Linked DNA regions of Homo sapiens: region 1 is linked to region 2. The links are chromatin contacts, found by Hi-C or POLR2A ChIA-PET in ENCODE. All regions are on one chromosome and are shown on one strand. Each heading gives the region's core, a stretch centred on a gene start or an enhancer-like site at or near the end of the contact. The rest is flanking DNA. Distances are from core to core; before and after follow the strand shown.

Region 1 (3,602 bases), core at 116-2,615, 1.1 Mb before region 2:
CGAGGGACAACTGTATATGGTAACACTACGCCTTGTTAGGGAAAAGAACAATTCACTTCCAAATTCACTTACCTGAGAAGTTGTACGAAAGTACAAAGTAGGTCACAAGAAGTAAGTTTTCTTATTTTCCATGATCATGGTCAATGTAAAACAAGTCAGTCTCCTATGAGCCCTACATAGCTAAGGCTAGAATGATTATAATACAGGTGGTTTGAATGAAGAGCAGATGGCTGAAAGGGAATCACTTGAGGCTTTCCCACACAGTATTTTGACCATGATTGCATAGAGTGTGTCTTAGTTGAGGCAATTTTAATAAAAATACCATAGACCGGGTGGCTTAAACAACAAACATTTATGTCTCACAGTTCTGGAGGCTGGGAAGTCCCAAGATCAAGGCACCAGCAGATCCAGTGTCTGGTGAGGACCCACTTCCTGACTTGTAGACAGGCACCTTCTCACTGTGTTCTCACACATCCAAGATAAATCATCTCTTAAAAGGGCACTAATTCCATTCATGAGGGTTCTACCCTCATGACATTACCTCCCAAAGGCCCCACCTCCGAATACCATCACACTGAAAATTAGGCTTAAACATATGTATGGAAGGGAGCCGCAGGACACAAACATTCAGTCCATAGTACAGTATATATAAATAATCCTCAGCCATCCAACTGATTATGAAGAGTGTTAGTAAGGATGCTTGCTATTGGCAATAAGAAAAAAAGCCAGCACTTAAGAGATTGTAAAATGGATTGGTTGACCAGGCGCAGTGGCTCACGCCTGTTATCCCAGCACTTTGGGAGGCTGAGGCAGGTGGATCACTTGATGTCAGGAGTTTGAGACCAGCCTGACCAGCAAGATGAAACCCTGTCTCTACTGAAAATACAAAATTTGCCAGGCATGGTGGTGGGCACTTGTAATCCCAGCTGCTTGGGAGGCTGAGGCAGGATAATCACTTGAACCTGGGGGGTGAGCTGAGATCACGCCATTGTACTCCAGCCTGGGCAACAAGAGCGAAACTTCGTCTCAAAAATAATAATAAAATGGGTTGGTAGAGGGTTCAGAGATAACAAGAACCCCAGATTATTTCCATCTTTCCCATCCTGTCATTTTTAGCATTTTTTCTCACTGGACCAATAATATGATCAAAGATGCCTACCATGATTCTAGGTATCATGTGTAGACCAACAATGTTGATAGGATTTGGCTGTGTTCCCACCCAAATCTCACCTTGAATTGAAGTTCCCATAATCCCCACATGTCATTGGAAGGACCCAGTGGGAGGTAATTGAATCATGGGTGTGGTTTCCCCCATGCTATTCTCGTGATAGTGAGTTCTCACGGGATCTGATGGTTTGATAAGGGGCTTCCCCTTTCTCCTTCCTGCCACCCTGTGAAGAATGATGTGTTTGCTTCCCCTTCCGCCGTTATTGTAAGTTTCCTGAAACCTTCCCACCCTTGCAGAACTGTGAGTCAATTAAACCTCATTCCTTTATAAATTACCCAGTCTCGGGCATGTCCTTATAGCAGCATGAGAACGGACTAATAGAAATGTCCAGTGAAAGAAAATATCATTTTATTCCTCATGTGTCTTTGATAAGGAGTGAAAAACCTTTCCCTAAGCTCCTCAGCAAAATTCCCGTCATATCTCAACCAGTACTGGGTCACTTACCTGTCTAATCACTGGCCAAGGGGGTGGGAACACTCTGACTTAGATGGATCGTATTTACCCAAGCTGGCTGCATGAGGGTGGACAGTGAATCAGAATTGAGACTGCCAGAATGGAGGAGCAAATAGGGGCTTCTGGGTAGGTGTAAACAGAAACCGCACCCAGAGTCAAATTAGATATTGAGAATTAGATATTAGGTGCAGAGTACTGTAAGAAATGAAACATTTCTTGCCCTCAGAGCTTAGGTCTGAGATTGTGGTTCTCAATCATATTAGACTTAGCTGACCCTGTTTATAATAACATTGTAACATAATATCTATCACATCCACTATCCTGAAATGACATTCACATGATATAACCTACTTATTGGCACGACATGAAGAAACATCAGTCAATACCTTTATGGTAATATGAAGGAGAAATATAATCAGGTTGCAATAAAATTGTGCATTTTAGTATGTCAGTGCCCACATAGACTAGAAGACAATGGAGTAGTCAGGTGCTTGCCCTTACATATGGAAGAAGAAAACATCAGAGTATTGTTGACACTCTTTGATATTTTAAATAAAGACTGAATTTATGATTCATGAAGAGCTATAATTTTACAAATTTAAATACATATTCATAACAGGTGCATTTTACTGATGACTCAAAAACATGATGTTATGTTGGAAATATTTCCCAAAATGGTGATCAATTCTTGCTAAAGTTTCGAATAAAAGAGTAACTTTTTTGTTTATAGAATAGTTTTTTCCCTAGCAAATATTAAAATTATAAATGCAAATAAGTAAGATACAAGTTGTAAGTTCAGATAATAAAAAGCAGGCTTTAATTCTTTTTTAAAATTTAGAATAGTTTTAGATTTGCAGAAATGTTGCAAAGATAGTGCAGAATTCACATACACCACATACCTAGTTTCCCCTATTTTAAAAATCTTACATTAGTGTGGGACATTTATCACAATTAATGAAACTATATTGATATTATTAACTGAAGTCCATACTTATTCCAATTTCCTTCATTTTTACCTGCTGTTTCCTTACAGGTGACATTCAGGAAACCACATTCCATTTAGTCACCATGTATCCTTAGGCTACTCCAGACTGTGACAGTTTTTCAGACTTTCCTTGTTTTTGATGACTTTGACAGCTTTGAGGAGTACTCACTAGGTATTTTGCAAAACGTTTTTCAATTGGGATCTTCTGATTTTTTTTGTCATGATAAAACTGGGATTATTGTTTTTTGGAGGAATACCACAGAGACAAAGTGCTCTTGTCACATCAAGGGGACATACTATCAACATGACATGTCCCTGATCTTACTATGTTAACCTTAATCACCTGGCAGTGGTAGTGATGAGGAAGAAACTCATTATGTAAAGCCCACACTGGCTGGGGGGAGTTATGCTCCATCTCCTTGAGGGGAAAAGTAGGCTTTTTACCTATATGAATACTCAGTGGGACTTTCCAAAGTTATACAGGTCATTACAGGATGTCTAACATCCCTGCTCACCATCCACTAAATACCAATAGTGAAACCCAACCAAAAATGTCCCACAAGTCTCCGAAGTAACCCCTAGGGGTCAGTACTGCTCTGTTGAGAACCACTGGTCTAAGATTTCCAATTCAAGTTTCCTTAGAGTGTGAATTTAAAGCATTTATAAAGAAATCTGAGTACAGAATTCCTAATTTTATGCTTTCCTCCTTATTTACAGATGCTTTTTTCCTGCCTCTAATTCAGGAATTTATTTTAGGTATTTGCCTTTGAGTGTTCTTCTTTTATATAACTTTGTTTTACAAAAACTCATATTTTACATAAACTCATTTTCTTTTTACATGAACTCATATTTTATTGCCTTATATAATATTTAATTAAATTATATATTTAAAATTACAAGGATGATTGGATTGAGCACATTGGCAGTAGACACAAT
Region 2 (3,677 bases), core at 799-3,298:
TAACAATTCCAGTCTGGCAGTAAACTCAAGGTATATTTAAACTGAGTGATTCAAAGAGAGTTTAATGAAGGTTTAGGCCAGGTGCAAAGGTGTGGGCAGGGTGCAGGGACATCAGCAGGAGATGCTGAAGCCCCAGGGCTTGGAACAGGGGAGCTGGGCCCAAAGGGACATGGACAGAGCCATGGGGAGGGCCTGCTGGACGGGAGCTGTAACCTTGTGTGGAGAGACACAGCAAAGAGCCAGCCCCCTGAAGTCCCGCAGGGAGCACATCAGGAAAATAAAGATCTTGGCTTCACTCTCCTCTCTCTGATCTTCTGTGAGGCTCTCCCTTTGTTGGCCCTCCCTGGCACAGGGAGCCTGGGCCATGCTGGTCACAGAGGTCGGCCTGGGAGCACAGTGCTGGTGGAGGAGGATTCCAAGACAGAGAAGCCTGCCTAGTCATTGGCAGCTTATCAAGAGCATATTCAGGGCTTGGAGGTCACAGAAGCTTTGCTGTTGAGAACTCAGAATAGGACAGACAGGAGAGGATATGAAGACTTGGATGCCTGGGACCCAGGGAGAGTGTTTTTTGTTTTGTTTGTTTTGTTAGAGACAGGATCTCACTATGTTGCCCAGGCTGGAGTGCAGTGGCACAATCATAATCATAGCTCACTGTAGCCTCAAACGCCTGGGCCCAAGCGAGCCTCCTGCCTCAGCCTCCCAAGTAGCTGAGATTATAGGTGCAAGCCACTGTGCCTGGCGAGGGAGAACTTTTTTAGGATAGGAAGTATTTGAGTAGATTTTGACACAGGAAAAGGAATGCAGACACACTGGAGGAAAGGGAGGTGAGAGTTGGAGGCCGGCTGAGGAGGAGGCGGGTGGGGGTGTGGGGGCAGTGGAGGGCTCTCTGGGAGGAGGGACAGAAGGGACTTGATTGGGAGGACAGAGGCCCATCCTCTGCTTCCTCCCGAAAAGGCTGCAGAACAGCCTAAAGCCAGGGGGTGGGTCTTTCAGGCCCAGAAAGGGGAGTGTCTCTCTGCCAAGGACCAGGGCAACGGTCCAAAACAGAGACACACAGCCCAGCCCAGGCCTGAGTGGTGGCTGGAGGGTATGGAGGTGTGAGAAAAGACCCCCATAGTCAGAGAGAAGATTCAGAAGCAGTTTCTGGAATGGACTGGGATCCCACCACTGGGGCCGTCCCAAATCTCCCTTAGCCAGTTTGAGGAACTGAAGCTCACATTCAGCCCAGGTAGCAATTAGAAAAGCTGCTCTTCTCCCTTTTTTTTTTTTTGAGAAGGAGTCTCGCTCTATCGCCCAGGCTGGAGTGCAGTGGCAGGATCTCAGCTCACTGCAACCTCCACCTCCTGGGTTCAAGTGATTCTCCTGCCTCAGCCTCTAGAGTAGCTGGGACTACAGGCACACGCCACCACACCTGGCTAAACTTTTTGTATTTTTAGTAGAGACAGGGTTTCACCATGTTGGCCAGGCTAGTCTCGAACTCCTGAGCTCAAGTGATCTGCCTACTTCGGACTCCCAAAGTGCTGGGATTACAGGCGTGAGCCACCACGCCTATCCAGAAGAGCTGCTTTCTAAAGCACGTACTAGAGGAGTCTCTTACCAGGATGATTTAGCAACCACAGCATCTATGGAGAACTTCAGTATGTGCCAGTGACGAAAGCTTTATACAGATTAACTTCAATGTCATGAAAAATCTCATGGAGCAGCTATTATTATTATTAGTCCCATTTTATAGATTAGAAAACTGAGGCTCTATAAGATTGTATGTTTACATGGGGTCCCACAGCCAGTCAGAAGTGCCAGGATTCCCACCCAGGCCTGCCTGACCCCCAGCACCCTCCTAGAACCACCCCAGGTTGGGAGGGGTAGGGGAGAGCTGGCCTGGGACATTCTCACCTAATAGAAGTCCCAGAAAGCCCCAACCCAGGCTTTCTGCAGTTGTTTCTGCTTGAGTGGAATTCCCATTGCGTTGTTTTACCGCCCTCTGTAAAAGTTACCATTGAAGGACAAAAGACTCGGTGAAAATCTAAAGGGGATTTCTGCTTCTGTTTCTGAACCAGAAGAAAAAGAAGTAGTGAAACCAGGTGCTTCTTGGCTGATCAGCCTGGGAAGAGAGAATTATTAATAACCAGGACCATTTCAGTTGCCAGTAACAAAAACCCAATTCACATTGGTTTAGGAAATCATAATAGCCGATGTCAGCTGCTCACTATATACTAGGCACTGTTCTGAGCACTAATGTGAATCCGTTCATTTAATTCTCAGAAGTATGCTGTGAAATTTACACTAGTATCATCACAGAGGAGACAGAGGCACAGGGATTAAATAAGGTGCTCACATCACTTAGCAAGATTGCAGCCCAGGCTGCTGGGCTCCAAACTTTGGCTAAGGGAGATTTGGGACGGCCCCAGTGGTGGGATCCCAGTCCATTCCAGAAACTGCTTCTGAATCTTCTCTCTGACTATGGGGGTCTCTTCTCACACCTCCATACCCTCCAGCCACCACTCAGGCCTGGGCTGGGCTGTGTGTCTCTGTTTTGGACTGTTGCCCTGGTCCTTGGCAGAGAGACACTCCCCTTTCTGGGCCTGAAAGACCCACCCCCTGGCTTTAGGCTGTTCTGCAGCCTTTTCGGGAGGAAGCAGAGGATGGGCCTCTGTCCTCCCGATCAAGTCCCTTCTGTCCCTCCTCCCAGAGACAAGTCCACCACAGCCTTGGAGAGCAAGCAAACACACTGGCCCATGTCATTATTGAGACCAGGTGGCACTGGATCTAAAACATCTTGTTCCTTTCTCTCAGCTCTGCTTCTTTCGGCCTGGCCACTCATCCCTCCATGGCAAGGACAGCTGCACATCTCACCCCTTCCTGTGTCTATCACCCCAAAGGGAAGGTGCGCTCCACTTCCCTGCTTGCTCCAGCAGCAAAATCCTGGGGAAGGTGTCTGAGTGGTCTGGCCCTGGCCACACACCTAACCCAGAACCAGTCACTCTGCCTGGGGCTAGGAGAGAGGGAAATTGTGCCAGGCAGCCAAAAGCAGTAGCCACCCCAGGAACACTCAGGGAAGAGGGTAGCAGCTGCCAGGAAGAAGAGAAGACGTGGAGATTAAAGCTGGGCGGGTGGTTAGGAGGCAAGCGGGACCCAAGATCTGGCCCTTTGTGTGTCTACCTCAAACAGGAGGTAAGACAGCAGCAGAGGGAAACTTTCCTTCTTCACCATTTGCTGGGTGTGGACCAAAAATACCAAGACTTGTATTCACACACACAACCTCTAAACACACGTGCTTCTATATGTATTAAATAAATATTGGCACATACACATGCTTAAACACACATCCCTGGACACTTTACACTCCATACAGACACCTACACAATCACAGGCATGTATACTGCATCAGTCAGGATAGGCAAGGCTATGCTTCATTAACAAATAACTCCAAAACCTCTACTGCTTAAAACCAAAGGGCTTGCTTCTTGCTCACGCGACATGCCAGTCACAGCTTCTGCACATCATATCACCCCAAGGCCCAGACTGATGGAGAAGCCACTAGCTCAAAGCTTGCTGGTCATAGTGCCAGAGGGAAAGAAAGACCTCTGGAAGATGTTGCATTGGCAATTACATTCTTCTGCCGGGAAGTGACACTTTCTCTTCTGCCCATTGGCCAGAACTGGTCATATGGCCCCATC

Evidence for each region. A loop is a pair of places that touch in the nucleus more often than their neighbours do. ChIA-PET counts read pairs that join two places held with the same protein, here RNA polymerase II (POLR2A). Pooled maps may share reads with other maps.
Region 1: a loop to region 2 is called in a pooled map, with 4 times the contacts of the local background. The contact joins two enhancer-like sites. A Hi-C loop is called at or near these places in 1 of 37 single-sample maps with no recorded cell type and 4 of 50 pooled maps. POLR2A ChIA-PET finds 5 or more read pairs at or near these places in 1 of 52 experiments (A673).

What each region holds. Positions count from the first base shown.
Region 1 is chr6:38,671,699-38,675,300 of GRCh38, reverse strand. No RefSeq gene overlaps it. Among named protein-coding and RNA genes, the nearest start is that of GLO1, 30 kb to the left of the region's middle. Within about 2 kb of position 1,365, at least 2 of the 41 ENCODE cell types and tissues checked have a DNase peak (open chromatin) inside an H3K27ac peak, as active enhancers do.
Region 2 is chr6:37,560,627-37,564,303 of GRCh38, reverse strand. No RefSeq gene overlaps it. Among named protein-coding and RNA genes, the nearest start is that of MIR4462, 7.0 kb to the right of the region's middle. RefSeq lists enhancers at 1,611-1,790, 1,931-2,140, 2,461-2,630. Within about 2 kb of position 2,048, at least 3 of the 41 ENCODE cell types and tissues checked have a DNase peak (open chromatin) inside an H3K27ac peak, as active enhancers do.